Linked DNA regions of Homo sapiens: regions 1 and 3 are each linked to region 2. The links are chromatin loops, found by intact Hi-C in ENCODE. Cell type or tissue: dorsolateral prefrontal cortex. All regions are shown on one strand. Links, peaks and the distances in the headings refer to the core of each region. The heading gives the core; the rest is flanking DNA. Region 1 overlaps ACACA (acetyl-CoA carboxylase alpha). Region 2 overlaps ACACA (acetyl-CoA carboxylase alpha). Region 3 overlaps ACACA (acetyl-CoA carboxylase alpha).

Region 1 (10,761 bases), core at 829-8,828, 87 kb before region 2:
ACCTGTATCTTTGCAGACATTCAGGAATTGGTGCTTATTCCTGCCTTAATTATAGGGATTCATAGAAAGCTTTTTTTTTTTTTTTTTTTTGAGACGGAGTCTTGCTCTGTCACCAGGCTAGAGTGCAGTGGTGCAATCTCAGCTCACTGCAACCTCCGCCTCCCAGGTTCAAGCAATTCTCCTGCCTCAGCCTCCTGAGTAGCTGGGACTACAGGTGTGTGCCACTGCTCCCACCTAATTTTTTATATATTTTTAGGGGGTTTCACCGTGTTAGCCAGGATGGTCTCAATCTCCTGATCTCATGATACACCCACCTCAGCCTCCCAAAGTGCTAGGATTATAGGGGTGAGTTACCATGCCCAGCCCATAGAAAGTTTTTTTAGAGAGAGAAACTGAGGCAGAGGGTTGACGGCATGGAATCATGAGCTTCCTGCCCCGAGTGCCTTTTTGTGCCCAGAGTTAAAAATCCATGAATAGCTAAAGAAAGAAAATCTAAAACCTTCCTCTCAAATCTCTAACAAGGGCCATGCGGCCCCAGTGTTTACACTGAGTTATCAGAGCACTCTCAACTTCCTGTATGCTGAGAAGGGACTTCTGAGGAGGACAGTGGGCTCTGGGCTTCCAAGGCCTGGAGCTGTTATCCTCACTAAACAGCTGTGGTCTTTCTTGTCCCTGCTCTAAAGACATTCTCTTTTGGAGGGGACATTCCTGCCAGGACTCCCATCCAGCTCTCAGCAGGAAGAAGTTTCCCATCCTGAAAAACTCAACAGAAACTAAAAAACTGACCCTCTGCTACGGGGTTCCCGAGCATTTGTAGCCTTTCAGAGTTTGACCTTGATTCAGCGGATAAGACAGGGCTGGCCAAGGCCAGCTTTTTACTGCCTACCCATCATCTTTATGCAAGTTCAGGAGACAAAGGGCTTTAGGTGTTACAGGGCCATGGAGGGGCTTGCCCCACACTGAGCCCCTGCTGAAAGCAGAACAAGAAATGAGGTGGCTGGGCATGGATTGAAATGACAAACTGTAACTCTTCTACAAATGTAGAGGTTTATTTCAACAAAATGTGTAAAGAGTGCATCTGAAGCTCCTGCTCATCACAGTATGTGTCCATCAAATTCTGAGACAAGTGAAGGCTGTTTTGTGAACGAAGAGAACAGATAATATGGCGGTCTCCGTCCAAGCAGGTCTTGGTCAATATCCATCATTTATACTCCTCCTGCCTTAGTAGCCTTGCATGTTTGAGGGGCTGTGGGAATGTCAGATTGCTCATGTTCTGTGCCTCCAACTTGAAAAAATCCTTGTCCAGGGTAAGACCTACAGTAAGGAGCTCTGGGGATGGGGGAGGAGGCATTACAGGGTTCTAGAGAGGAAACATACTCGTTTGTGTCATAATTTGGTGGGGAGAGGGGAGGTAAATGAGTGTAACCCACCCTGCCTCTGAAGACATGCCTGGACAGGCCTCCTGGGGGGTGCAGGACTTCATACCACTTGTAGATATGTGGGATTTGATTTATTGCAAAAAAGCATAGAAGAATAATCTGGTCAAAAATGAATCCAATTCTTACTAGGTAAGCAAATAGCCAGCAATGGTCAATGCATTTTCCTGGACTGAGAATTGTCCCCCACCACTTTATGCCCTTTTCTGAAGGTGCTGAACACCTGTACCTTCCACCAGGGCAGCCGGGCTGAGGCTCTGACTCCTGGGGGCTGTCCGCTCCATACCCAGCCATACAGTGCCCACCTGCAACCCAGAACCATTGAAAAGTCCAGCCAATCTATCCGCACAGATTCCTCCTGAAGAAGGGGAGGTGGAGCTCGTTCTTGTGTGCAAACTACAGGGTTAAGGCTCAGAACTGTGGCTTGTCCAAGAACGTTCATACCACTGCTTCTCAAATGTCTTAGTGATTTCCTCCTTGGTCATCAGTGACAAATGCAGTTAGCTGCACTAAAGGAACCGGATGCTACACCAGCCCTGATCACCTGCCACTCTTGCTTTAGGAACAGAGGAATCAGTAAGTTCTTTTCTTGAATAAACTAGTTGTTGAAAGTAAACTCTCTCCACCACCTGAGGAAGCCCCTGATGCCAGTCAGGAGGGGCCAGTAAGCCTGGAGGACAGCAGCACCATGACTGAGTTGTAAATAATCTTAAGGTCATGTGGATTCTGTGTTTCCTGGAAGCCTCCCTCATCAGGAAGGCCAGCTCCTGGTGCTGAGGGTGTAGCTGTCACCAGGGTCCTTTCAGAGCTGTGGGGAGACCTGCTGCCTGTCTACACTCTGGGGAAGAGAGTAGAACCGTTAGCTGCTAGGACAGTAATCCTGGAACTAGGGAAGAGTGAGTGTGGAGGCACCATTAACCTCTCAAAACCATCCAAGCTCCAGGCTTCATAGGAACAACTTTCCAAGTCCTCAAAACAAACAGACTATCTATCTATCTCACTGGCTCTCCACATGGCATAAATAACTAGTTTCCACCAGTGCAGAAAGGGCAGTTCTCTTCTGGCTCCTCCTCTGCCAACTCAGGCTTCACCACCTGTGGAACTGCTGGGGCCCCTCAAGCACTGGCCTTGCAGCTCCCAGCCACATGCGACAGCTAGTCCAGCAGTGACGTGCAGGCGAGAGGCAGGCCAACAACTACCTTTCCCTTTGTCCTCAGAGACTGAACCCAAGGTTGAGGTCCCCTAAATCAAGAATAACTGGTTCTATTTTCTTTCTCTGCTTCTTGGCTCACAGTTTTGCCCTCATCTTTGAGTTCCTATGGAGCTTGTAGTAGATTTTATGCTCTAATTTTTCTTCATAAAAGGTACCGTAGTGTGGTTAAACTGGGAATCATTCCTCTCCAGTGCCTACTGTGTGCTGGGCTAAGAGTCGGGGTAATAAACAATGGACTTGAGGCTTCCTCCTCTCCTTAGCCCTCCTCTGCTGCCTGTGGCTGCGGCTCATGGGGCCAGGAGTGAGGGGGGCTGCTCACTGCTGGGCAACTCCTCACGCTTCCCCATGCTGGGAGGCCAAGGGGCTGTCAGGACAGGAGGGGCAGCCCTACTTTGGTTAGTAAGACCTCATGGTACATGTTTGTACCTTTCATTGCCTTCTCAGTCCTGTGCAGGGAGTGGAGGACTAGGCCTGGCCAGGGTAATAAATACTGAATGGGGTAGGTGTGACTGGTGGGCTGGAGGGGGATTCTGTGATCTTACATCCCAGGATGTCATGCATAACCTGAAACGAGAGGAAGTAAAATGCCATTTGACTCCAGTGCTGGGTCTCCTGTGCCTTCTCATTACAGTGGTTACAGTTGTAAAAGGCAGCTCTAGCCCTTTTCTCCAGAGACAGGGCAGGGACAGGCAGGAAGCTCTTCCTACGTGGAAGGGGAATCCATTGTGGAGAGGATCCGTATGACTTCTGCTCGCTGAGTGGGTGATATGTGCTGCGTCATATGGATGATGGAATCCATGGCAACCTCTGGATTGGCCTGGACCAAGCTGGAAAGGAAGATTGAGAATGGTGAAGAAAAGAGAAGCAGAAGTGTCTAGATGAGGACAGCTAAAGAACTGCCCAATAAACATGTGTGCACCGTCCACTGCAGACATTTTAGTCACGCCTCACCTTATTTGTTTCCCTATATTACAAATATCCAGCCAAGGTAGTGCAAGACAAACCCAAAACATTTTGCTATGTTGAAAAAGGAATTAAACCCAAAACAAAACCCAAAAAAAACCCAAAACATGCCAATGGGGGCATGTCACAAAGACAGCAATTGGGGCATCAAAAGCAGCCCAGCAATGAATTATAAATCAGTAAAAAATAGAACTTCATGAGTCTGTACCAATAATGTATATATAAAAGAATCGGCAGGAGTGAGGACTGAGTGGTGACTGGTAATTGTGGAGGGTGTGCTGGAGTTGGAAAGTTATCATTTTGCAAGCTCATCGTAAAGACTGCACCAGAGGGAAATTTTGATGAAAGCAAGATACTTGCATGGCCTTAAAATGTCTTCCTGCAGACTACTTATTAGGTGCAAGGGGGGAAAATCAGTAATTATACGGTAGAGAAATGGAGCAACATCTTGACCAGCGGATGAAATTAACACGAGGAGGAGCAGATAAACAGCATGTGCCCCCAGATGTGGTGCCCTGTGAAGGTTCTGGCCAGAGTGCCTCACCTGCATCTCATCATGGGGAGACATCAGACAAACTCAAAATGAGCAATGTTCTACAGATGGTAGATATCAGATAAAAGTTTTTAATCAATGTTAAATTTACAAAAGTGGATCATTTTATGATGGTTATGTAAAAGTATCCCTATTCTCAGCAAATGCACACTGAAATATTTGGGGGTAAAGGCCATGATATATGTAACACCCTTAAGTAGTTCAGAAAGAGGAAAAATGTATACACATATGGGAGGGCAGGCACACTCATAAGTGATATAGCAACGGGGAGAAAATGTAACAGGTAAATCTGAGTACAGATATTATATATAGGGGTGTTCTTTGTACTGTTTTTAATTTTATAACTTTTCTGTAAGTGAAATGTTTCCAAATAAACTTTTACAAAAATGCCCCTGCAGTCTCTACCACCGATCCTATGGAGCAGACTGAAGCCTCTAGAAGAATACAGCTAACTCTTGGCTTCAGGAGGTGAGGAGGTGGTTTCCCAGGAAACCACCACACACACAATCAGCTTTCCTCCCAGAGTTGTTCATCCGGTTTGAGTATCAGCATTCAGAGCTAAGAGGTGGGCACAGTGAATTAAGCCTTCATCTAGCTGAGATTACTAAGTGCCCCTGGGGAGCAGTAGCTGAAAAAGAATTGGGCTTCAGGCCATATCTGTACCTGTGGGTCAACTACAGCTGTCTCAAACAGCAAGAGACTGCAGAGATCATAAGATTTCTGCGATCATCTCATGATTTGTTTGGAAACTTTTTATTCCAAAGAAATTAGCCCTCCTTCTCTAGTGGAGTTCCCCACGTTGGTCTCACCTGCGGATTTGCTTGAGGACGTAGTCTCTGCTGATGCATTTGATGTTTTCCTCTATTACCGAGTGAACACCATCCTCCTCTGTCAGCTGTTTCTCTAGCCACTCCGCCAGATCCTTATTATTGTCCCAAACATAAGCCTGCAAACAGATGACTCTTGGTCAAACACCAGGGGTCAGGCCAGGCCGGGACACCCTGACTATTCAGGATCTGGAGTGCTTGCTTACTCCAAAAGTGTGCTCCGTGTCCACGATTCTCCTTCACTGTCAGCATCGTGCAGGAGGAGGAAGTAGGCCTCGAGGCAGGAGCTGTGCCCCTTCTCCTTCTCTTCCTTTATGGACACAGGTGTACACCTGAAGTCTCCATGGGGCTCTCCCGAGCACTCTGGTGCTCATACCCTGACTCTGTCCTGTCAGACTCTAGGGACCCACCTATTTGACAAAGGCTAAGAGAATTCAATAACCTGACAGGTTTGAGAGAACCAGTTAAAAGCCCAAATTACTTAGTAAAATTGTGATTGAGAAGGCAAGGCTGTTTATTTGGTGTTTTGCTCTCAGAGGAGCTGAGACACAATGCCTAAAGTATAAGTCTCTAGCCTCAGTGAGGCCTGGCAGTCACTGGATGGATGAAGTCTCCTGAAATAGAGCCCACTGTCTTTTGATGAGGCACGGACGGGGAACTGATGGGAGGGAAGTCTTGTTGCCAGGGTACAGCCACCAGGTCAGAAACCTAAGCCCCATTTTATTACCTATGAGAGTATTCGAAAGGATCAAGACGTCCATAACCCTGAAAGTCTCAACAAACCACCTCTCACCTCCTTTTCAAGATCATTTAGCTGAGTATTTCCTAGGTGGTTGACTACATAATAATTCAGGAGTGTGTTAGAAGCCTAATAGCCTTCTCCTTGCTCTCTTCTCCTCTCATTTTCTTTACAAATCATTTAGGAATCGTTTTGTTAATGGTTTCCGGAAAACCAAGTACCACAATTAGGGCTCATTCATATTTATGTCATTTTGTTTGGGTAATTAAACACAAAGCTTGTCATTTAAAGGTGCGCTATCCTTCTCTGTTATCACTAACGAAGTCAAAGTCAGAATGACAATGAGTTTGGTGCTATAATTTAATAGGTGGGTGTGTTTGTTAGGGACTCTGAGGCTTTGAGGTTTGAGACGTGGCTACAGGAAGCCTGTATGCAAGCAAGGTCACCAAAGCCACAGCTGTGACTACTGGGCTGCAGAGGAAATGTCTTCATCACAAGAGGCCTCAAGCAGTACAAAACTGAGCACTAGGCTATTTTCTAACTATCTCGTGCCTTCAAATATAATGGTTTCTTTTCAGACTGTCACTTCCTGTCTCTAACTTAGCTGCCGACTTAGTTGTGACTGGTTATTTAATGTATGTCATTTCATCGACGTCTCTGTTTCTAAAAATTAACTCCTTTACATTGGAAAGATGAAGGCTTCCGGGGACTAAGGATCAGCAGTATGTCTCTTTTAGTTCTTTGTCCATTTCTTTTTCTGACTCAAATGTGCCCAGTTCTGTATCTAATCACTGATAAGCAGATCAGCAATTCTTCAGCTGGGGTGTGTGGCCCCGTCAGTGCAAACCTGAGTGACCCTCTCCTCTCTGTGCCTGGGTTAGGACTCCCAGCATCTCTCAAGGCCAAACTGCCTTGAGAAAGTGTTTTGCGCCTAAGGAAAGGAAGTGTCACATCAGCCCCTATCCACGAGGGAGAAGGTAGCACTGCTTTTCCCATAACATGGTTTTAACTCACTCTTGTGACCCAGCTTGCTGCACGCCCCACATATGGATGGGTCCCCCTGGACTCCTAAACGTCGCCACCTAAATTTCAACATTTCCATTTCCATCATTGGCAATTTACTCTTCTGCTCCGTGGTTTCAGGACTTCTACACATACCCCTACTTATGAAGATTGGGGTGGAGGGGAGGAAAAATAAAACAATAAATGCTTCTTGGATTTCAGAATGGAAAAAAAAAAAACCCCAAGATTTTTAGATTTACCCAAGAATCCCAAAGCCTTTAGTTTAGGAGAATATTTAATACTCTTATTAATCATTTTTAATCCGTTTGCTTTTAATTAAGAAACAGCATGATGCTTTCCTATCAACATATGCCAGGGAGCAGATTAATTGTGGCTTAAGATAACTCTCCTTGATTGGTGTAATGTATTAGCTAACGAGATGCCTGCTTCCAACAATGCTCAGACACTACACTGGAAAGCCAGCTACCCTCTAGAGAAAACTCTTCTGCCTTCCCCTCCTGCAGCCACAGAGTATGCTAGGTGTTTAAACATTTTGAAAAGTTCCCAGACAGGATTAGGGCAACGCATTCCAAGTTTTACAGTTGCTTGAAAATATGGGTCCTATAAAAAGATCTGCTGTTTACGCAAAGTACAACTGGATGACAATGACCGCCAAACCCCAGTGGATTACAGCCTAGAGTACATGAAGGAAAGGGGTCTCAAGTTCTAATCAACTGCATGTTTAGCAAAAATAAACAAACTTATGTAAGCATAGTGCCACTGGTTTTTCTCAACAGACCTGGGAGAGTTACCATACTGTTGTGGGATAATTTGCTCCACCTGGGAAAAGCAAGCTCCCTTCCACTGGGTTATGGAGTTTACAGGTTTTTTTTTCTTCCCCCAGACAGGGTCTCCTCCTGTTGCCCAGGCTGGAGTACAGTGGCATGATCACAGCTCATTGCAGCCCGAAACTCCTGGGCTCACGTGATTCTCCTGCATCGGCATCCTGAATAGCTAGGATTACAGGCATGCCCCACCATGCCTGGCAAAACTTTTTTTGGTAGAAACAGGGTCTCGTTATGTTGCCCAGGCTGGTCTTGAACTCCTGGGCTCAAGCAGTTCCCCTGCCTTGGCCTCCCAAAGTGCTGGGATTATAGGCGTGTGCCACTGTGCCCAGCCAGAGCCTACAGTTTCTTGTTTGCTCCCTTAGAACAGTTGTAAGACTCAATTCCAGTCATCCAGAAGGATAGGCCAACCTTATTCCCAGGAAGAAGCCATTATTATTTCCCTCCTTAAAATTATGAAAATGGGCCTGGCACAGTGGCTCACGCCTGTTATCCCAGCAATTTGGGAGGCTGAGGCAGGGAATTGCTGGAGTCCAGGAGTTTCAGACCAGCCTGGGCAACATGGCAAAACCCCACCTCTACAAAAAAATCAGCCAGGTGGGGTAGTGTATGCCTATAGTCCCAGCTACTTGGGAGGCTGAGGTGGGAGGGGAGGATCACATGAGCCCAGGAGGTTGAGGCTGAAAGTGAGTCATCATACCTACTCCAGCAGCCTGGGCAATAGAGTGAGACAAAAAAAAAAAAAAAGAAAATGTGGCCAGTCATTCCTAGTATTCCAGCGTGGACTTTAAACAGGTGTGATATGCTAGGCTGCTAACATCATGACAGGCCTGGGCCCGTATGCCACCTGTCAGCATATCCATCTGTATCAGAACATTTTATCAATAAAATATCAATAATTCTACATCACAACAGTGGCCTGTCCTAAAATGAATGTTCAACAGACACTTTCTGTCTGCATCAGTGGATAAGTATCTCAGGCACTAGTCAGCCTCACTAATTTTATGTAGTAATTAGTCTATCTCACAACATCTAAATGACCTGTTTGGAAAGTTTCATTTCTAACATACTGGATAGCTGTTAAGTCCTCCTTAGACAATGGTTCAGCAGGGCCAAGGAGTGACCAGGGCACAACCTGATGGATGTGAGCCCTGATTACTATACCCTACTAATAACTCACCTTGGGAGCTGCTGGGAGACACCTCCAGCTAGGGAGGCTCCTCCCATTTCTGACCTTCTAGACTTCTGGGAAACACACAGCCTGATGGGTGTAGGGATGGCATACAAATCCTAAGGTACACTCATATTTTGGAAAGACATTTTCAATACACCTACACTTACAAGGCTAAGCCCTATCCAACAGAAGCCCAAGAAAGGATGTGATTTTTTTTTCCAAGGGCTTTAGAGTACAATAGCCAAAGGACATGTGGGCTAGGGTGGCCATCAGACCCCTGTGAACCAAGCTCCTGTGAGCCAATCCCATCTCAGCTCCAGGCCCATAGCAGGGCCAAGCAACACTTTCCAGGTTCTACCTTACCTCCTCCCTGCCTGGCCCTGTGTGAGAAGTTTGGTGTATGAGACTTATTCATCAGTAGCCTGAGGCCAGGTTTTGAGGTCAGTGGAAATAAGTGACCCTGTCAATAGTGCTTTTTCCTATGGTCCTCACAGGGGCCTCTGTTGAGCATTCATTTCACTTGGAAATCCAGAATAAGAGCGAGTGGGTAGCTGTGTGAACAATAAGAATGCACCATGGCATCGGGTTGTGGGAACATGAGAGCATGCCAAACCAAAGAGCGTCTGAGCACCCACTGTGCTCAGGAGTCAGCCCCCTTTCCGCCGAGGTCAATCAGCTGTACATTTTTGACTTGGTCTATGTTGCTATTATTTTTTTACCTTCTAACATGGAGCAGGGGAAACTAGCATATTTTGAATGTCTACTGAGCCAGACATTGTGTTCCATACTTTTTCTTTTTGGAGACAGGGTCTCACTCTGTTGCCCAGGCTGGGGTGCAGTGGCGCCATCATAGCTCACTATAACCTCAAATTCCTTGGCCCAAGCGATGCTCCTGCCTCAGCCCCCTGAGGAGCTAGGACTACATGTGTGTGCCACGACACCGAGCAAATTTTAAAATTTTTTGTGAAGACAGGGTCTTGCTTTGTTATCCAGGCTGGTCTCAAACTCCTGGCCTCAAGCGATCCTCCCACTTCAGCTTCCCAAAGCACTGGGATTACAGGCGTGAGCCACCACATCTGACTTATGCTCCATACTTTACTCATGTTATTTAAAACTCACTGAACCCCATGACATAAACACCACCCCCATTTTACAGATGAGGGAATGGAGGCTTAAATAATATGCCCATGCCAGTAAATGACAAAGCTGGGATCCCGAAGTTTATGAGATTTCAAAACCCACATTCTCATTGTTCCATGCAGAGTCCTAATTTCAATTTCTACTATTGGGGTCTGGGAAAAAATAAATCAGCCTGTTTGAAAAACCAGGCTTCAAATTTTGGATCTAAGAATCAAGTGAGAAACCATGCCCAGGATACAAATGTGTGCCATGTTCTTATGACCCAATTTAAACTACTGTTCTTGTTATTTTCGTTAAGGAGCTGTAGTGATGCTTTGCTTCTGCCTGCAGTGAAACTATGAACCATAAATCCTACTATTTCCTACAGTAGGATCGTCCCAGTGGATTCAAACAGACTCCCATAACTCATGGTAACAGATATCTCTAAGGGAAACAAAAGAATTATAGTGCTCAGTTATATAATATCACCGTGTCTTCAATTTTCTGTCCCAGAATTTCTGTTTTCAGGATTAAGATTAAGAAAACAAATTCTCTGGGAACAAAAAGAACACAAGGCATAGCTAATAGATGCCTATCTCGAAATGTCTTTTCTTACCAGTAACCAACCACAATAAGGATTAGAGGGTCACTTCCTGGTGCAAAGCCAGGGTCTAGACTCAGCCAGTCTTTGCACTTGAGAAACACAACACACAGTATCTATCATTCTTTGAAGAACCACCCCCCCCCCCCCACACCAAACAGCAAGCAGATTGTACATCACTCCTTCTGAGGCACACAGATGGCTTTTGAACACTGCAACCCTTTCTTCTCTCAAGGGCACTGCAGATTTTATCACCCACCTCACACTAAACTAGGTCCTGCTGAGCCTG
Region 2 (10,761 bases), core at 1,589-9,588:
AATCCCTCTTTTTGGGGGTCTTCTCTTTCTCTCCAACATTTTTATCCAGGTGAAACCCAGTGAAAATGACATGCCAGGACTAAGAGCTGAAGGAAGATGGAAGAGCTAAGAAATTAACAAAAAGGTACCCTGTAGCCCGCATGTAAGTGGGTGGGTTTATGGTCTAATGAGTTTTAGACTCAAACGGGCAGTGCCAGTGTCGTCTTCTCTGATCACTGCCTCTCTCATGCACTGACTAAACAAGTGGTCCTAGGTACTTACTACAAATTATTTTGTCATTACTATAGCCATGAATAAGTTTTAAAATATTTAATTTCAGATCATTTTTCATAACAGAACATTCCAACGAGCAGGTTTATTAGGTTTAGGGTTATCAACCTAAGCTGATTATCTTAAAGTGAAAAAGGGAAGAGGATGAAAAGAGCTACAGTGAATAAGCTAAGGATAAGCAGAAATAAATATTTGTTTCCCTTATACAAGTTCTAAGGCAGAACATATTTCTTTGGCTACATTCTGATTCTGGAATGAACAGCTCAAGTGAGGGAGGAGGGGATGGGAAGGAGAAAGCAAGCAGAAGAGAACAGTCTTATTTAACTGTTTTTATGTGGGTAAAATGATTTGTGCCACAGTATTTCCATAAGAAGTGGGACCATTATTTTCCTGTAGAAACACATTTGGTTTGAAAAGTATCACTGGACAGGACGTGAAAATCAAACCAAATGAATTATTCACAACCTCCGATCAGAGGTGATCATTATTTCTGATGCTCCAAACAGTGATTAGGATTCTGCCCTGAGATGTCATTTTCTCGCTGAGTAACACCAGCGATACAGAAAGGCATTATCTATCTATCCATATATGTATTTTTTCTGCTGGGAGGACCTTGGTTTAATGTTACTATAACAGATAGTGAAAACATGATAATATTAACATTTATTCTGATGGTGCCCATAAATGCCATTAGTCTGACACAAAGTGTCAACACTAATCATGACCCAAAATTAACACCAAAATTGACATCAACATTAATTGTACTATCAATGTGAATAGAATGTGCAAGCACACACAGGCACTTCCCAAAGCTGCTGTTGTTACTACAAAATAAAACAACAATATTAAGCTCAACAAAGAAATTTGCAGGAAAAGCTAAGGGCAAAACATGCCAGGATTTTGTTTTTTAAGGGTGAAAGACATATCCATCAACTCTAGCTATGCTGTGGGAAGCAGAAAGAGAATATCTTTGCCACAGCTGCCTTTCTTACATCTCCACACTTTGACTTGAGCTCTAACAATACCTTTCCATACAGATTTAAATACAGGTTAGGCTGTGGCTGAGATGTTGAAGCTGTATTCGTTATATTCATGCTAAAAGCCTTGCTATATTCATGCTAAAATGATCTTGAGTTTTTTTTGGAAGAGTCTGTAAAACCTATTGTTCTAATTCTGCTAATGCCAGGAAGATGACTACCCTGCAAGGCCCTTGAGCAGCAATACAAAGAATCCAAGCATGTTAGCGCTAACCCAGACTTGGGCATCATCTGCATCATAAAGATGAGAAAACTAAGATCCAGAGAGCAGGAATCTGAACTTGAGTCCCTTCTCAGATATATAACAAAATGTTACCTCTTTCCCCCTTTTGTATCTTGTATCCAAGCATGAAAAAAAGAGTTTTTCAGCTCTTAAGAAAATTATTTTGAGCTCCTTCACATGATCACAGAACACTAAATAATAGAACATTGATATCTGGCAAATAATACAATATGGAAAGGCATTGACATATTTTTCAGCATGGCTTTTCCAAATGGCACAAATTAAGTCAAATATTGTATTTTAAGCCTTATGGCTTACTTCAAAAATGGCTGAACAAACTCACCTCAACCTCTCTAAACAGCGATAAAAGGGTAAGAAAAATATAACTTAGAGCAAAAAATTTTCATCCCAGAGGTAATTCTTTGAAAATGTTATCAAAGATTAGAAATAACAATTTTGAACAGGGAAATTATTTCTCCCTGTAACATTTATATACATGAAACCACAGTAATTTTACACATGTACACACAGTAATTTAATAAGCATAGGAATTATTTTTTAACAAACATGCAGTGGAGCACATAGAAGCCAGCGGTATTTGAGAAATGGGGCCCAGGATTAATTGGTTGGTATGGAAATTAACCAAGTTGGCCTACTATAGTCCCAGAAGCCTTGTCCATTAATCATACGAATGAGTGCTGAACTCTGGTGCCCCCCGCTACTCCTCATTCTCTGGTGTCATCTGTTGCTGTCCTGATGTTCATTATTGCCTCTGGTTGGAGCTGTAAAGTTTCTTGACATAGGGTACTATGTCACATTCTTTTTCAGTAAAATCTTACAACTTAAGACAGGTATAAATATGCTGGCAAGTACATTCTTTTGTTTGAAGGCTATCTCTAGACTTATTTTTGAAAGAAACTGAGGAGCCCTCCACAAGTACTACTTTAGTGAGCCAGTGGATGCATTAGGATTTTCAAAGTCAATCAAGGTTACTGAGCCTCATTTTGCTATCAAAAAAATGAGTAAAAACTACTCAACCTGATGAGAAATCTCCAACACCAATAATAGTCATTCAGAAGGAATTCTGAGAAAAGTATATACATCCCAAAAGAACAGTGTCAGAAATTCATTAGAAGTAATTCCATGGTAGGAAGACTTATTTTTCAAAATTAGCCTCCATATTTTTCTAATGAGGGATCCAAGTTTGGTTTGGAAGATCATTTTAGACAAAGACTTGCAGCCAAATATACTTACTTAGAATGGGAATAAAAGAACAAAAACATAGAATTAACATAAAATTATCTTACCATATATGCCATAATATATCTTTCTCTATACTTAATCTCAAGGATTCAAAATTGATTTTTCAAAGCCTTGATGAAAAATAAGGCAAGCACAAATTATGAATACTTATGTATAATCATAATCATTTATGGATAATCATAATTATACATAATCATATGTATTTGACCCTTTTCTGCTGAGGATCCCAAAGCACTTATAAACATTCTCCTATCTTTAGGGACAGATTAATGGCAAAGACCCTTTTTATAAGTTGAACAATCAATGCATAGACCATGGTCCTGTTTTACAGACCCGCTTCGCTTAGGTCTATTTCAGAACTCACCTTCAGCATAGTACAATTTAAATATGCCTCTTTTCTAACACATATCTAAAAGACTGACACTGACTCAATTTCTATACACAGCATGAAAAGGCAAACTGATTTCAAAAGAATGAAACAAAAGCAAGGTAAAGTACATCCAAATTAGCATCACATTCATGGAGCTATTTTGAGGTTAAATTGAGTAAAACAATTTAAAAAATCTAATGTTAAATATTTGGGTCCTGTGTTCATGAGAAATGGCCTACCCTTTTCTCACCACCAAAACCCGTAAGCATATACACACTCTCTACAGGCAGAGTTTTAGAACATAATGCTTTCCACTAGAATCTGAGTCCAGGATAACCCAAGCAATTCCTTTGAGGGTATGGAAAATGTCAACCAAGTGAATTAAGACAGAGGGTTATGGTGGTTTTTCTAAAATAAGAGGTCCTTTGGGTTAAGAGGTCCAGCCTAAGAACTGTCAAAATGGATCTACTAATTAATTTCTTCTAATCTTTTAGGCTTATATAAGCTTACCAACTTCCTTTCCCTACCAACTCCTAAATTGTTTTTTTGATACTCAAATTAGAGATTCAAAGGATTATAGTAACATGTAAGTGAGGAGCCCAGTCAAAATGGTAAGATTTGTTTAAGCTGGTCAGTAGATGCAGGGGTATTTGTCATATCACTGTGTATTTTTTTATATGTTTAAAATAAAAAAATTAATGAGATGCTATACTTTGGGAGACATAGGATATCAGTACATTGCCAACAATTAAAACAATAATTAAATATGGGTATTAGTTGGGCTAGCAGTTCTAAAACTGAACCCCTAATCCCCACTGTCCCTACCATTTCACCCCTGAGAACATAAAGCAGGACTAAAACCAAAATACCAGTCATGATGGCAGCTAGTCTTTTTTTTTTTCAGCCAGAGTCTCACTCTGTCGCCCAGGCTGGAGTGCAGTCGTGCGATCTTGGCTCGCTGCATCCTCCACCTCCTGGGCTCAAGAGATTCCTGTGCCTCAGTCTCCTGAGTAGCTGGGATTACAGGCGCCTGCCAACACGCCTGGCTAATTTATATATATATATATATATATATATATATATATATATATTTTTTTTTTTTTTTTTTTTTGTAGCGATAGGGTTTTGCCATGTTGGCCAGGCTGGTCTCAAACTCCTGGCGTCAAGTGATCCGCCGACCTTGGTCTCCCAAAGTGTTGGGATTACAGGCATGCGCCACCGCGCCTGGCTGTCAGCTAGTCTTTAAACTTTAATTTACACTACTTTATTTCCTCTTCAATCATCCTCTTCTTTAAAAAAAAAAAATAGATCCCTAATGCAAGGTTCAAAGGATCTTCAACCAAAGAGTTAAAATTGCAATTGCTTATTGCAGGAACACTAGGTAAAGGCTACTATACCAACTGAAAAAAGAAGGACACCAGTGAATCTGCCTCAACAAACAAGGCCACTCACAAGGCTCATGTGAATGCTAAGCTGCTGAGAAGGAAAAACCCTGACACCTAGCGCCCATCTGAAAAAATGAAGGCTCAGAGCTACCACAATTCTTAAGAGTGGTAGTGTGTGTAGAGGTGACCATCAAATTGCATTCAATTTTTTTTTCTTTTTCTTTTTCTTTTTTTTTGAGACGGAGTCTCACTCTGTAACCAGGCTTGAGTGCAGTGGCGCGATCTCGGCTCACTGCAACCTCTGCCTCCCGGGTTCAAGCGATTCTCCTGCCTCAGCCTGCCAAGTAGCTGGGACTACAGGCACCCGCCACCACGCCTGGCTAATTTTTGTATTTTTAGTAGAGACAGGGTTTCACCATGTGGGCCAGGATGGTCTCGATCTCTTGACCTCATGATCTGCCCGCCTCAGCCTCCCAAAGTGCTGGGATTACAGGTATAAGCCACCACGCCTGGCCCCAGTTGCATTCAATTTTCAATATACTTTCCTCCCAGAAAAACTTTTATACCAAGAATTCCAGTCTCTGAATACCAACCCCTTTTTTGGATATACATCTTGTACCTAATTATTATAACTGCTTCCAAATACAACATCGCAACATCGTCTTCTCATCTCAGTTTCTCATTATGACAGGCATGATGAGACAGAATGTTAAAAAGCTGCCCATGTTCTGATATGGTAAGAAAAACAGGGTCCTAATTTCTACTAGCACTAAAGTTACTATGGTAGTTGACTCTCTAACATATCTTTCAGCATTGCCCACTTTAGAGATTACTGGTCTAGTTCGCAGAGCTGATAAAAAGAAATAAAATAAAAGAATGCTAGTAACTTATTTCAGAATAAACAAGAGCATAGTCTCAAGAAGGCTAGGATTTTCTTTGTCCTACCAGGCAAAGTTAAGTTGTTCTCTGTCAAGTCCGTTACAGCCCTTGGCTTGATCTTAGCCTGAGCTTTTTAATAACAGGATTTAGTGCGAAAAGCAGCTGTACTGGATTGCGAACTGTTACTCAAAATGTCCCCACCTGCAATTATAGCTTCCACCAAAAGATCAAAACAGGTTAGTAAACTGGCAGGAAAATGAAAACAATTCCTCCAAAATTGAGAAGTGGTAAAGCAGAACTGTTGGATAGCTGCATTTCTTCTGTATCCAGGCTCAACAGCACACATTCATCTAGCTGTGTATTTACATACAGTGCCCATCACTGTACCAACACAGCAGCTAGAAATGAGATCCGTTTAGTCTATGCTGCAATCACATTTTCCTCAATTTTCATCTTTACTTGAAACTATTAAGAAAAATCTTGGACAACTCATCTTTGGAGCTATCTGCAAGTAACGTAGTTCACAGATTTAGTCTACATCTTTTTTATTCCTACTCTAAAGTCATACTAAATGTAATGCCATTCAAATATGACAATGAGAAAAATGTGTTCTCCTATACCTTTCATCATGCATTAGGTGGTACTCCTTTAGTTACATCTTTCTTTATGGGGAAGGGACAACTAGGAAAATAGAAAGGAGACAGTAGCTAATACAGCATCAGAAAAGCTCTGTCTCCTGCTCTAAACACAGGCATAAATGTTCAAAATGCAGGTCACATCTCTACTGAAACAGCCAATATTCCTCCTCAAATGGCAAAGAAGTTACCTAAAACTAAATGGAACTGAATTGGTCCAAGTCCTGGTCCCATCACCTTTTTACCTATTTACTGTCCTGGAAAAAAAAATTAGAAAGACTGGCCACCCATACAGCCAATGGTCTGATAAGTGCAGGTTTTCTGCCTTCGATCATGGAGAAAAGCACCTCAATTCATGGGAAAACTCTGAAGGAATCTCTCATTTTACCCTTACTCCTTACATCCATGTGCTAGTTTTCAAACTCAGAAACTCCAATCCTTGAAGGTAATGCAATACCACCCACAATGATGACCTGGTAGAGCCGTCACTTTTGGAGAACACCACATTATGATGATTTAATGTCTACATAGCACCAATGCATTTACATTGAGCCTTGGCTTTCAGAACATTAACAGGTCAATTTTTTATTCTTTTGTAATAAAACTATTTCTCAAGGCTCTGTCCAGATGCCCATTCTCTTTGGGACAGGACAGATTTACTCCAAATCTCATCAGCATGAGCTCTGTTCATTCCCTTCACATCATTCTTGGGGTAATATGTAGAGTGCCAGGCTCATGACAAACTTGCTCTTTGGCCAAAGAAAATTAAACCGCAATAGCTGAAAGTCAACTTGCCCTGATAAAACTGGGCTCAGCACGAGGAAATACATCCTACTGACACTTTGTCATCTCTTAGGCACAGCTGTCCCTCAGAGTTCTGACTGCTGAAACTCCATCCTTAGATTGGTCAGTCTCTCAGTGGACATGCTCCATTGTATGTTCAAGCTATTGGTAGCAGAGTTTGATACTAACACCCCAACCTCATTCCTGTTGTGCAGTGCCCTATAATCTAGCTAAGGCCAATGACTGACTTCACCAGCCATCCTGGGCATTAGTCACTAACTGCTCACAAAAGAACATCAGTCTAACTCCTCCCAAGCTCAAAGGCTCAGAAACAGCAAGCTAACACTCAGCCTCAATCCTAGTCAATCATTTGAAAAGAAAAACAGAACAAAGAAAATAGGCAACTAAGGAGGGAAAACTGTAGAACAAGAAGAAAGTGAGAACTGACAAAAACTCAAAATCTTTTGAAGAAATACTATTCACTTTCTGGTTTCAAAACTATTAAAGCACTGGACAAAGGAAAACATGTGGCTCCTATACTAGATCTACTACTAGTCATAGCTATAGTCCTATGCAACTGTTTAAGACATATCTTTTCCACTAAGGTTTGTTAGGTCTTAAAGGGGTTAAAAAAAACCTTTAATTTTTAAAAAATTCGTGTGTGTGTGTGTGTGTGTGTGTGTGTGTGTGGTCTTTGGGTACAGAGGCCCGTATAATAAGACTATTTGTATTCATACTGGCAGAGTAAACACTACATGTTCATGCCCAGGCAGCTCTGTGCTTGTAATTTCAGCAAGAACAGAGCTCTGTCCCTCTGGGACTTCACTATTCCCTGAGTCTCCATTCGCTCAAACACAGAATGAGGGCAGAAAGAAAGCAGGAAAGAAAGATCATGGCAAGGGGTTTCACACAGCACTGCAGCTAGCTTTCACGTGGCCAAAAATCTCATTTTGTGTTTTAATTACATTAGTTAAAACCATTTTGCTCTCAGCCCCATGTTCACAAGGGTGCCTTCCATTCCTGAAGACTACACTGTTCAATGAATCAGAATTTAAGTCTAGCACAATGAAGCTTTTCTTTGCTGCTGAGGGGCTCACTAGGCAGATGCTACATACAGTGGCAGAAACCTCTGTTTCAACTTCGTGTGCTGATGAGTATATATCTATGCTTGTCAAAATGTTTTGCATCCTTCCACCCCAGTCCTCTTGACTTTGCTATTTGTTGAGACTCCTACAAGTCTGATACTCTCCATCTGGTCCAATGCTTGCATCCATCTTGATACCAAATCATCTACTGTTGGCATCCACTGGCATATTACTGAAATAGCCACACACCTTGTATATATAGTGAAATTTTTTGAAAAAGATTGAGCAAAATAGAAACAAACTGCTTATTATTTCCAAAGGTCTACCCAGCCTATTTGTGGTGAAAACACAGGTAAAGATTACTCCTTCAATGGAATGAAATCTTTCTAGGGATTATATTTAAGGTTGAAATAAAAATATCTCTCTTTTTAGGTTTGTTACTGGTATTATCATTGTTATAACTGTACATTAGGAGCACAGTTAAAATCAGAAAGAATCATAATGCATGGACAAGAGTATAAGAGTATAGGGCAAAATAGGACTTTATATCACTATTCATAGGTTACTCTGAGAGAAAGGATGCCAAGGCTAGAAAATGCATTCTTGGGATAATTATCAAAAAATGGGTTCTTTGCTACATTTTTTATGTTTGAACCCCTAATTCTGATTGAGCCCCTTCAAGAACACATTTATCATGCTCACAACAGCACCAGATCAAATGAATTGAGCATGGAGAAGACACTGAAAAATGCATTTATTAATATGAATCCAAATAAGAAAAAACATTAAGCAAAACAATACTTTAAATGTTTTCATTATAGAAAATCCTGGCTGGGCACAATGGTGCACACCTAAAATCCCAGCACTTTTCGGGGCTGAGGCAGGCAGATTGCTTGAGCTCAGGAGCTTGAGACCAACATGGTGAAACCCCATCTCAAGAAAAAAATACAAAAATTAGCCAAGTGTAGTGGTGCACACCTGTAGTACCAGCTACTCAGGAGGCTGAGGTGAGAGGATCACTTGAGACATGGAGGTCAAGGCTGCAGTGAGCTGAGATTGAGCCACTGCACTCCAGCCTGTGTGACAGAGCGAGACACCATCTCAAAAAAAGAAAAAAGAAAAAAAGAAAATCCCCAAATTTCACACATAGACAAAAACAGGGAAAATAATCTATTTTCATGTACCTATCACCTAGCTTCAATGATCAACTCACGACCAACCCTGTTTCATCTACACACCCACCCTCACACCTCTTTATTTAGAAGCAAATCATTGCATCTGTAAATGTCTTAGTCTGTATCTCTAAAAGAAAACAATATTCCTTTTTATTTTTTTAAAACTGAGTCCTTTGTGTTAAAACAATACTATTTTAAAAAGCAAAATCATAATACCATTATCACACCTAAAAAATTAATAATTTCTTGATACTCAGTCAATGCTCTCTCTAAAGAACTCTCCCAACAAGACTACCATGCTCCAGTGCTATTTAATGACCACCTCACAGAAAGCTGGTACTAGTGGGCACAGAGATAAGAAAGGGAAGGGGGGTTTCAACTACTTGCCTCATTTCCTCCTGGAAGCCTGTTCATGTGGACCAGCTGACCTTGATCATCCAGTACCAGTTCAGTGTAAGTCAGCATGTCAGAAGGCAGAGGGGGAGATGGAAGAAATGCTTGAGTGGACATAGACTCCCAGAGTTTGATCAGGGACTAGTGGAGAAAAGAAGTTTGACTAATCAGTCACAATAATTTCAATATAGACAAAAATAATTATTAAGATTCAGTCAATCTGGTTTTGCCTTCTTTTCCAAGTGTTCTGCAGAGTGTAAACATTAGACTAAATTCTCCAGCTCCCATTCTCAGTTAAAATAGATTTGTAATTACTTTTTACATGCCAAAAGTCAGGCACTTTTCCAAAAAGTCAAACTACTGAGTGATTCCAAATCAGCACCAGAGCATTAACAAACAGGAAAGACCTAACACTATCCTAGGAATATTAAAATTAAAAAACTAAATAAGTAGCATCGACTCCTTAAAACAAAGAAAAGGAAAATCCTAAAGAAACTTGACAACAAAGGAATATCCAGGAAAATGACATGACGCTCAGCTAATAAAAAGAAAATCCAAGAAGGCCAGAATGAAGCTTCTACTAGAAATTCCAGGGAAGAAACCTCTTTCTAATATTTTTCATAGCTATAGGACCACACACAGGAATTAGCTCACTAGATGTGTGTGACTATTTGTAAATGTGCAGATCAATTCTGCTCAATTTTGACACAGACATACCAATTCATTTAAAAAATATTATGATTTCCATTTCCAACTTCCTGTAAGTAAATCCTTTGTGAAGTGGGAGCTAATTCAGCTCTTTCTTTGCTTGCCTCAAAGCAACATTTGAATCCCAAGTGACTCATACATACCTATGTGTCCTAATCACTGTGTTTATGCCTATTATATAGGAAGAATTACTTAGAATGTGATTTATATTATATTTATATAGAATGTGATTTATATTATATTTATAGCACTGGCATTGGGAAACAGAAGTAACACTCAGCTTTTAGGCTAGCAATGCTATAAAAGGGAAATACCGAATGAAGGTATCTTTCAGGAGACAGAACTTGTAAACAAATGGTTGCATAAAGGTAATCTCTTGTATTTGTGAATAACACAGGAATTCTACACAGACTATTTACTACGGCTACATATATTACTTTACTAAAATTCAAATGTGGTAATACTGGTAGTATTGACTAGGAGACTTGGAAAAATCCTATATTCATAGATTTTTTTAAAAAGGACAAATTCAGTATTCTTTTGATACCTTATTCT
Region 3 (10,761 bases), core at 1,229-9,228, 64 kb before region 2:
AGGAACCCTGCAGTGAATCCTTTGGTAAGGCAAATAATCCTTTTGTAATGGGAATAATTTCTCCCAATGTATCTAGCTTTTTTTAAAACCCCATTTTCATATATCTGCTTTTCTTCAAAGGGGGCCATACCTATCTAAATACACTCACATTTGCATATTGATTTTAACAGCAATCCTCTCAGGGGATGTTTAACCCTAAAGTTCCCTGCAACAGTGTTAGTGCTCTACTGTTCATATTTTTAAAAATCATTATATTAATAGAAAACCCAGAGATTTCCAAACAGGAATAAAAAAAAATACTGCTCCCCCATCAGTCCCGTCCCTGTGTTTCCACGCAGACATATCCATATAAAAAAGGTCAGGGAACAGCACAGAATTCTCTGAATTCTTCTGGTAGAAATATGCCTCTGTAGTCTTCATTATTTTCCTTCCCTAATTTGCTCTCCCTATGTCTGGCAGGTCAGGATACGGGGATCTGGTCATTTGGGACCAAGACACATTCTGATGACAGCTTTCTCTTGGGTTCCCTCTAACTAAATGCCTGCCAGGTCCCTCTGGCCATACAGAATTGTGAAACACTGCTTCCTTGGGGGAGGCAAGCCCAGGTGCTTTTATAAATACAATCAGATTAAAGGATCAAACTAAAATGACCCCTTTCTCTTCTCAGAAAATTTTGTCACTATTGCACTAAACTTCACCGAGCCAAATAGCTTCTGAATCAGTGTGAGGGGTAGGTTTTCAGCTACTGCTAACAAAAGAGAGGAGGCAAGATCCCATATCTACCTTCGTGATAGAAAGCCTCGTGTTATTTCTCATCAGCCTCCTTACCGCAAAGGACACAGTGGCCATAGTGTCAGTGAGGACACTCCAAGTTCAACAGGTGAGAGGTGAAAGACCACTCACTAAGGCATGCGTATCGGAACTTCTTTCTTTCCTAGTCTTAACTTTCCAGGCAAAGACATACTTTCTGCCTCAAACAAGCAACTCTGGCTCTTTTCAGCTTTCAGCCTCTCGAAGATGGACATAAGAGTTGGAAAAACACAGCTCAGATACTTTGATCACCTCTGCCAGAAAAGCAGCTTAACCCTTAAGTCCCCTTAGCCCAGGGAACAGTCCTTTTCCTGTCATTCTGGCTGCTAGAGAAGGCTTGGGAGGAAGGCATTCCTGAAGATTTTTACAGAGAAGCGTATCCTCACCTGCCACCACAATGCTCCATATCTGCACCTGGGGCAACCTTGACCCTGAAGGCATGGTGGGTGTGGGCAGGCCTAGAAGGACCAGGCAAGGGCCAGCAGCAGTGCTCACTCAGTCCATGCTGCTGCTCCCTGTGGCAGGCAGTCAGGGCATGTTCTGTGTGGGCGCAGTGCGGTGCTGCATGGCAGGCTGCCCAGCTGCCTGGGAACAGGGCCACAACTAAGAACAAGTTCCCCTAAGCGGCTCCTTTGCCCAGGTGCTCTTCATTTTGAGAGAGAGGGACAGTGGGGAACTTACAATTGCTTCACACTTGGGCTGGACAGTTCTCTCTCCATCTAAATTGATTTGTCATTTCTCTCTGAACACAAGAGGAGGGGAAGGATCCAGGAGAGGACCTCAGGTCACAGCACTCAAGAGGCCAGGCTAGCAAGGCCGTCCCGCTCCACAGCCACTCTCCCTGCTCCTGGCCTTGTGAGGCAGTAGAAGGATGTCAGAGAGAGACAAAAAGGACTTGGAGGGCTGCGGCTCCATTTCCAGAGAAGAAATTTAATTTCCTTAAGGCAACCAAATGGTAGGAAGTAATTCTCCTCCTTGCAATGACTCTACCAAGCCCTGGTTCTGTGAATCAGGGTCAGAACTGATTCAGCAATGCAAGACTCTGGGGCCTGGGCTTTGCTCACTTTTCTTTCTGAGGTAATTCTTCCCTTTACTTCTATTAGGAATCAGTGTAGGCACTATTTACATATTTTCTGTTATAATCACAGACCTGCAAACTAGTAATTCACCATCTTTCCACCCAAACTAACCATGTAAGATGACAAAAGGCCATTTAAAAAAATAAAAATTCTAGAAGAGATGAAGTTAGCTGCTCAGAAGTCAAATATTACTCATTCTTATAAAATACATAGCAATTATGATTTTTTTTTTTTTTAAAGACAGGGATTTGCTCTTCTTGCCCAGGCTGGAGTGCAATGGCGCGATCTCGGCTCACTGCAACCTCCACCTCCCAGGTTCAAGCGATTCTCCTGCCTCAGCCTCCTGAGTAGCTGGGACTACAGGCATGCACCACCATGCCCGGCTAATTTTGTATTTTTAGTAGAGACGGGGTTTCTCCATGTTGGTCAGGCTGGTCTTGAACTCCCAACCTCAGGTGATCTGCCTGCCTCCTCCTCCTAAAGTGCTGGGATTACAGGCGTGAGCCACCGTGCCCGGAGTAATTATGTTTTTGAACACAGTCAATCAGTTGTGCGCTGGTTTGTCTAAGTGATCTGTGAGCACGCTCCCCAGTAAAGAGGCAGATTTGGGGAGAGAACGGCAACACAAGATAACATCCACTCCTACAGGCTTTCTCCTAAATCAGATTTTCTCTGTGGAAATGGCTTTAGATTACAAAAGGAAAGAATCCTTGTTTAATTTAGTTCGGGCTCAGTATTCAGTTGAGGAAAAATCTGAAGAAATCCTGAGAAAAGGAGAACACAGAGAATGAGAATTCCATTCTGGACTCTGATGTACATTTATTTATTTTGTATCTTAGATGATTCACTTTTTTGGCCTCAATTTCCCAGTCTGAAAAATGAGACCATTTTCACCCACTTTGTGAAAAAGAATTTTGGTAGTTTGGTTCTAGGCAAACTAAAAGAGCCAGAATCATTGTGAACCCCAAAGGAACTGGGTTCATAATATGTCCTGTTATATCTAGGCTGACCTGCTTTGTCGCAGAGACAGCTGCCCGTATAGGATATCCCTGAGAGACAGGACTATACTTCTGTTTCTTTCATATTTTCACATGTGGGACTGAGCCACAGAGAATACTGGATACCAAACATGGCCATCTGCTTTTTCTAATGATTAAGACAGAAAGATAATGATGCAATGAAGTAAATGCATGCTCATCTGCTCCTCATATTAGCTAGGCAGAGGTGTGATCTCCACTTTATGGTTGGAAAAAAACTGATGTTCGGAGAAGTTAAATAATTTACAAGACTCGTAGTTCGTTATTCTTATTCCAAGTCCACTGCTCATGTTCCCAAGCTGCCCTAGGCCAGAGCCTGCTTCACATTTAGCAGACTAAGGGTCCTTTTTCAAGTGCCATTTTGGTCAAGGTTAAATAAATATGGTTTTCTCCAATGCGGATAGGAAATTGATAATGAGATGATTTGTAACAAATGATTAAACGGCTATCACTTGGGAGTCTCCTCCCTCTCCCCTTCATGTGCTTCAAAAGTTAAAAGGTGCTGGTTGAAGGTGGGAGCGACATCACTTTCCTTGAAGAGAAAGAAGCTTTATCTCCACACCCCTCACCATCCAGTCCTTCTGCAAAAGGAGAAAGGATCCCTCTCCCTACCACCCAGTTACTCTGAAGGGATGATAACAGCCATTGGGGGGTTAAAAAGAGGCAGTGAACCCCCAGTTAATGAGTAGGAATTCAGCAGGCAGTGTAAGATAAATGGAGCTCTCTCTGCTTCTGCTAGAGTCAGCATGAACTGCGGCCCTGCGGCTTGTTTGTGGCAAATGGAGTGCGCGAAATATCAAAGGGCAGTGATCCAGAAGAAGACCGACTTTGACAAATTTTAAATTGGCCAGAAAGAAAACCAGCAAAAAGAAAAAAAAAAGGGAAAAGAAAAAGGAAGAAAAAAAGGAAAAAGGAAAATGATGCAATTTGCTGTGTCCTGCAATTGCGGCATTGCTGCCTTTGTATGGAATTAGTGGTAAACACAGCGGCAACAATTGGGGGATGCTGGGAGCAATTATGAGCCATCTAAGTGAGATGCTTATCAGTGGCTGAAGCTTTTAGAGCTCTCTCTATGAACAGTTGTAAGTAACTTGCTCTTGAGCTGCAGTTACTTTAATTAAAGTGTACAGGGTTGGTCAGAAGTAATTATTCTGTTTGGAAAAGAAAGAGAAAAAACCCACCTCAATTCTGGGTGGCAATAGATTTTAGAAACAACTCTCATTTCTTGTATGTGTGCATTCCCCATAAAAGGATCAGACTGTGGTGAGTTAGAGTTATTGGTGGCTGTTACCCAGTGGCAAACAATGGGACACAAACAGGGTTTCTTGTAACCCAAGTCACCGTGTTTGGCAGGCAACCTGGCTCAGGGCTCCAAATGCCTGGATGTACAGTCTCCACAGTGTAGGCAAACGGGATTTTTCTGTCTCTGGATGGTGGGGATATACAGTCCACAAATGGTACTTTATTAATTAAATTACCACTTGGAACATAAATGAGCTAGCATCTCTCTTCTCCATTCACTGAGTTTCACTACCTTTTAAAGGCAATCTCTGTTCCTTTAGAAAAAAACAAAAACAAGACAAACCAACTGACAAAAGAACCTCGAGCAATTATCTTTACTAACATAGCAAGGGGCTCAATGGGAGACCTGGGCAGAAAATCAGTGTTTTAAAAGAATCTGAAACTCATTTAGACTCTGGACTCAACACAGGACTCCCATGGTTTAGTCCTATGTTCAAATTGCCAAGTGGCTTCCAAAAGCTCTGAAAACAAATGAGCAACAGAGCAATGGCTGGAAGCATTAAGCACGCCTGCTCTCAGGGCTATTCTGGCTGCAGCTACTGTTTGGAAGCACACAGTGCGCAATCTTTACTTCTATTTCTCTAGCTCAGGAAGACCCCGGAACACCACCTGGGTAAAGACTCCTGCTTTTCTATCCCATCTCTCAGAAATGAAGTGAGCTGTCCAAAGAAACAAGCAGAAACAGGACATATTTAAATCTAGCATATTCTCTGGTGAGGCCTGCCCCCAGCAGCAACTCTAGCTAATCATTCTCTACAAGGACATCTTAGAAAGACGGGCTTTTTGTACTCTAAGGAAATATCAGGAAAAAAAATCAGGTGACTTTTGCTTTTTTAGGGCTCACTTTCCCTATTATACACACTATTTCATTCTACCAGGGTTCTTACCATATAGAGGACAGTAAATAAAGATTATCATGAATTTGATCAAATGCTTCAGTGCCTCCTCCCCTGGCCTATGAATGCACTCATTACAAATCAGCTGAATGGCTCATTGATTTGCCAGAAGGACAAGCAGACATACCCAATCGCTCAGCCAAGTGGATGTAGACTGGGTCCACCCGACGCATGGTTTTCACCAGATCCTTTCTGCGGAATTTGATTTCTACTGTCCCTTCTGGCTCCAGAACAGATCCCCTGGATCAGAAAGAAAGAAAAAACAAAACAGAAATAGAGGCACTTTAAAGGAAGGAGACAACAGAATGAGGCCAGTTACAATTTGTAGACCAGGAAATAGCTTCATTATCATTTTGCCCACCTATGGTTAACAGACATCTCCCCGGGGAGAACAGTAGGCACCAGAGAAGTGTCTAAGTGAGGTATGAGAAAGGCCTGGCAAAAAGCAATTAAAATAATTCTCATTACCACACCAGTCGACTTCCATTTCAAAGGGAGAAGAATACAGATTCCACCACCTACAGCTGATAAGAGTAACAGGAATCACATTATTTTCCAGGGGAAAAAAATGCTGTAGGCACAGTGACAGGGGAACCACCTCCATCACGTAGGATGTACAATAATGAAGGGCAATACTTCATCAATACTATCTATCTATCTATCTATCTATCTATCTATCTACCTCACCTATACCACAGCTGTCAGTCTGCTTGTAGGACACTGATCAGACACACTAAGCCAGGCCAAGTAGGAGGTAAAACATTCTGCCCAGCGCTATGGAAATGAGCAGAGTCAAAGGTCTCAGGGTTACTTTTAGTGCATACTAATGATGTTCAGTCCCCAGAAACTTTACCCCAAACATGTTTAAAAAAAAACCCACAGCTTTCTAGTTTAAAAAAATTATAGATAATGTTTACTATGTACATGGCACTGTTCTAATAACTTACATATAAATCCTTACAACAATCCTATGCCCAGTCTCCATCTACTATGTAGTAAGGTTCTGTGATTATTCCCATTTTACAGGTGAGGAAACTACAGTTTAGTAAGTTATGAGACTCGTCCAAATATAACAAGAGGCAGAACTGGATTTGAAACCAGACAGTCTGATTCCAAAGTCTATAGAGGAATTGTCTCTGATCTGATATCAGATGAGTTTAGGACTTAAAAAATAATAAACCCCTAAGTACAGAATGTAAATAATAAGCCTCTCAGCCTAGAGGTTTGACAGTGAAACTACTGGACTCTCCTAAGCAGCCTTTGACATAGAAGGCTGAATCTGGGGGGACAAGAGAGAAGCGGGCGGTCCACTAAAACGACTGGAGGTAAGAATTTCCTTGGAAAATGTCAAAGAAACACGTTTTGAAGTTTACTTAGGAAAGAGGTGAGAACAGACTATGAAAGGATGCCAGATTAGATCTGTTTTATTTAGGTAGTTTCAGGTACCACCTCCCAATAAGCCTGAGGTTCTCCCTTACAGTTTTTTTGGGTGCTACAAACACCATGGTCTTCAGCTTCCTGAAATGCTAGAGTGAGGACCTGGACTGTAATGGAAGGAAAAAGCTTTGGTTTGGAATCACAGGATGTGGGTGCTGTAGTGCCATGGCTGTAACATTCTCCAGGAGGAAACCAACAGCTACAGGGTCCCTAAAGGCAGTGAATGGAAATGTGGAAGGCACGCTACCTGCTTTCTCGGTCAGCATACATCTCCATGTGCCGGGGGTTGATGGAGGAGTCAATCACCACCCAGGAGCCACCCCGCAGCTCAGCCTGGGGAGGAATGTAAACCAGCACAGGCTGGCAGCACTCCCTCAAGCCATCCACAATGTAAGCACCAAACTTCAGCACTTGGTCGTACATATCTATGGAGAATGAGACAAATTAGAAATCAAGAAATTTCTCTTCCTCAAAGCAGTACTTTTAAACACTGTTCAGGACCTCTGGCCACGAAGAGCCTCCTTATACTATGCCTCCTGTTTGGCCACCCTATAGACTAAAGGGAGTATCGACCTGTATCCCATTCAAGACTCCAGAGGATCTTCAAAAGCACAAGACAGCAACAGAGAGATGCACTGTCTTTCACAAGATACAGTGTGTAAGTCTTCCAGATTGCCTTTCCATTTTATATCCTCTCTGAATTTCTGTACTCACGTTTCACCACATTAATTCACATTTGCTCTACAAACGTTGAGTATTTTTCATGTCAATATGTGCTCTCCCACTACAGTAAGTTTACTAAAGGAAGGAACTATTCTACCTCTTTTCAGTTATTCTCATGATGCTTAGCATAGGATGAGCTCTTCAAATGTGCACCTAATGGAAATTGATCCTTTAAAAATTTTATCTTCAAAAACTATTTTTCATCTTGGTATCCCGATATCCCTGCCCAGTGCCTGAACATAGTTAGTGCTCAACAAATATCTGCTGAATGAATGAATGCTGAATAAATTAGTTATATACTCTGGAAAGAATATAATGAGAAAGAAAGACAAATTCTTTAACAGTTGCATTTTTATAGGGTATCAATGAGAGAAAAATTTTAAAAATACTTAGGAAATACCACACAGCCACATGAGAAGAACAGACCCAACCAGGGCAGCATAGTGAGAACCTGTCTCTACAAATAATAAAAAATTAGCTGGGCATGGTGGTGCATGCCTGCAGTCCCAGTCACTTGGCTGAGGTGGGAGGATCACTTGAGCCCAAGAGGTCGAGGCTGCAGTGAGCCATGATCTTGCCACTGCACTCTAGCCTGGGTGACAGAACAAGACCCTGTCTCAAAAACAACATAAAACAAAATAAACAAAAAACAAGAGAGGAACCACCTCTTCATTCTGCTAAAGACTACACTTTGTAGACTGGGAATGGTAGCTCACACCTATAATCACAGCTCCTTGGGAGGCTGAGGTGGGAGGACCGCTTGAGCCCAGGAGTTCAAGACCAACAGAGAGAGACCCTATCTCTACAAAAACCAAAAAAATTAGCAAAACATGGTGGCACATTCCCATAGTCCCAGCAACCCAGGAGGGTGAGGTGGGAGGATCTGAGCCTAGGAGGCTGAGACCTGCAGTGAGCTGTGATCATGCTGCTGTACTCCAGTGTGGGTAACACAGCAAGGCCCTGCCTTTAAAAAAAAAAAAAAAAAAAAAAGAGTACATTTTGTAATCCCTCCAAAGCCAGGAGCAGCCTGAAGAAAAGGACCCATGATGTACACATAAAGTGAGTCCCTGGAAAACTGGATCAGTTATTTATTTCCCAACTTTTTATGGACTTCCCATTTCCCAGCTCACTGAAGTCCATTGCTAAAGCTTTAGGTTTATGAGTCCAGATGTTTAATGAGTACTTCAGTGGAGCCACAATGGATCCTTTCTAAATACCAAATAACAGGTTCAACTGAGATCAAACTTTCTTATCAAAGAGAGGATCTCAATTTGGAATAAATCAATTCTGGGAATCCAAGGCAAAGAAGCATTTTTCAGGAAGTTAAGAGCAAACCAAATAGAAATTGCTTTCATTGTAGTTACTGGCAAATTAAACTGCCACCTTCTCCAAAGTAAAAATGGCTTAATATACAAACTATCAGTGAGCACAGTTCACTGCAAGGCACATGCTCCACTGCCCCAACCTGGTGTGTCTGTGAAGACTTCAGAAATTCCAAGTTACCCCAGAAAACACCCCCTACTCTATGTGGAATGTGTATGATATGTACTCCATGTATATGATCAGAGTGAAGACATTTATTCCTTTGGGAGAAAAGCTAAGACCAAAAAAATTTACTGCTAATTACACAACTGCTGTATGAAGAGCAGGGAATAAAGGACTTTAAGTGCTTTACGCTAATTCTGTAGTTATGAAAATAATTGCTCAGTTCAAATTATTTTAACTAAATTAATTCTTTAGTGGATATTTCAACCAGTGCTACATAATAAAATAATTGTGTAATTAGCAGTACATTTTTCAGTGCTGCCAAGAGTACAGTCTCCGAACAAGTAACAGAAAAGTGTCCCTCAATGATATCATACAAAGAGAGGAAATGAAAGGTATAGATAAAAGGAGAAAATAAAGCAATAAAAGACAGCACAAAAAGTCATTCTACCTGAAAAAGAAAAAAAAAGTTAGAGGTAAGTGAAGACAAAGTTTCCAGCTCTTTTACTCACTTCTTCTTGTTAAAGACTTAGCTACAACAAAATCTATCTCTGTATTATAATTAACAGATTGACATCTCAAAAAGAAGGGGAGATTTTATTTAAAATGTATTTTCATTCATCTATTAAAAAAATACTAGATTTCATAGTATATGCAAACAGTTTCAAATGAAGATGAGTGTGTGTGTGTGATTTTTAATTTTATGAAATGGACGTGGGCTCCTTTTTGTCATCATCATGGCTAGCTTATTGTGTACCAGGGAACATGATTATATATACACACATATAAATCATTTAATCATCAGAACATTATCTTATTTATATATCCAAGTTGCAGGTGAGTAAACTGAGGCTTAAATAAGAGTGAGTGGTGGAGATAAGACTCAAATCTAGATCTTGTTGGCCCTAATGTCCACATTCTACTACTTCATTCTTTTTTTTTTTTGAGGTGGGGAGCGGGGCGCGCCAGGTTCTCACTCTGTCTCCCAAGCTGGAGTGCAGTGGCACGACCTCAGCTGACTGCAACCTCTGCCTCCTGGGTTCAGACGATCCTCCTCCATCAACACCCCAAGTAACTGAGACTACAGGTGCGTGCCACCATGCGCAGCTAATTTTTGTATTTTTTGTAGAGACGGGGTTTCACCACGTTGCCCAGACTGGTCTCGCTGAGCTCAAGCCATCCGCCCACCTCGGCCTTCCAAAATGTTGGGATTACAGGTGTAAGCCTCTGTGCCCAGCCTCTACTACTTCATTCTTACTGCTAGGAGAGACAGCATGAGACTGGGGTACTCTGCTTTCCAACATCTAATATGATGAGTAAAATAAAACCAGAAAAAGAGACTTGAATACATGACTGAATATTCCCAACTGCTGCTGGATTTCCTCTGTGTTCAGAAATGTTCAAAACTATACTGATAACACTACCAGCCTGTGTGAGGCTTGGATCTGACTGCCAAACAAGTATTTTTCGGCCCCAAGACTGTGAGTAGGAAAGGAGCATCAGGGTTTGTTAAAGCTGACATGTTTGGGACTAATATATTGCCTCCATCTAACTTGGAACACCTATAGACCCACAGCCCAACCATCAAAACACCCAAAAAGCAGGCTATTAAAATATAAACAAACACACAAATAAACTCTGTAATCGACATGCTCAGACTGAACTGCAGCTGCCCCAAACCACTTATTTTGAAAGGCAGGTTGAAACACTTGGCAACAATCTGACACACAATTGTCTGAAATCCCTTCGTATTTAAGAGACAGAGCAAAAGCACAGCCAATAGCAGCAGGGGAGGGGCGATCCCCAAGGGTTTAGGTTAGAAATCAGTCTACAGAATTTTAAAGCTATGCACGTGCTGTCAATTCTCAGGCCCTGAGAAACGCAACTGGGAATGGAAAATACTGATAGGTTCCTCACTGGAGAGGCGGGAGCTTGGAGTTTTCTAGCATGCTGGGCAAAGCACATCTGCATGAATGGTGACCACACACAACC

The links. A loop is a pair of places that touch in the nucleus more often than their neighbours do. Peaks named below come from ENCODE experiments on the same cell type or tissue, not always from the same donor. Only the 100,000 strongest peaks of a DNase experiment are listed, where the experiment ranks them.
Region 1: a loop joins it to region 2, with 15 times the contacts of the local background. A loop is called at or near these places in 5 of 110 quality-filtered maps.
Region 3: a loop joins it to region 2, with 2.4 times the contacts of the local background. A loop is called at or near these places in 5 of 110 quality-filtered maps.

What each region holds. Positions count from the first base shown.
Region 1 is chr17:37,083,964-37,094,724 of GRCh38, forward strand. ACACA (acetyl-CoA carboxylase alpha) reads right to left here. Exons shown (of 56, transcript NM_198834.3): 55 at 4,975-5,111; 56 at 1,029-3,476. The coding sequence ends at 3,353. Among named protein-coding and RNA genes, the nearest start is that of MIR2909, 56 kb to the left of the region's middle. RefSeq lists an enhancer at 5,764-6,265. In dorsolateral prefrontal cortex, for the core only: a CTCF peak has its summit at 5,160 (motif pointing right); a DNase peak (open chromatin) is centred at 5,158.
Region 2 is chr17:37,169,768-37,180,528 of GRCh38, forward strand. ACACA (acetyl-CoA carboxylase alpha) reads right to left here. Exons shown (of 56, transcript NM_198834.3): 41 at 9,493-9,639. Among named protein-coding and RNA genes, the nearest start is that of SNORA90, 70 kb to the right of the region's middle. In dorsolateral prefrontal cortex, for the core only: a CTCF peak has its summit at 4,653; DNase peaks (open chromatin) are centred at 4,654 and 7,644; H3K4me3 peaks cover 638 bases; H3K27ac peaks cover 4,576 bases.
Region 3 is chr17:37,106,280-37,117,040 of GRCh38, forward strand. It overlaps ACACA (acetyl-CoA carboxylase alpha), which reads right to left. Exons shown (of 56, transcript NM_198834.3): 51 at 6,809-6,986; 52 at 5,252-5,364. Among named protein-coding and RNA genes, the nearest start is that of MIR2909, 78 kb to the left of the region's middle. RefSeq lists enhancers at 800-1,404, 1,405-2,009. In dorsolateral prefrontal cortex, for the core only: no CTCF peak of the experiment used is centred there; DNase peaks (open chromatin) are centred at 1,372 and 5,272; H3K4me3 peaks cover 1,103 bases; H3K27ac peaks cover 4,477 bases.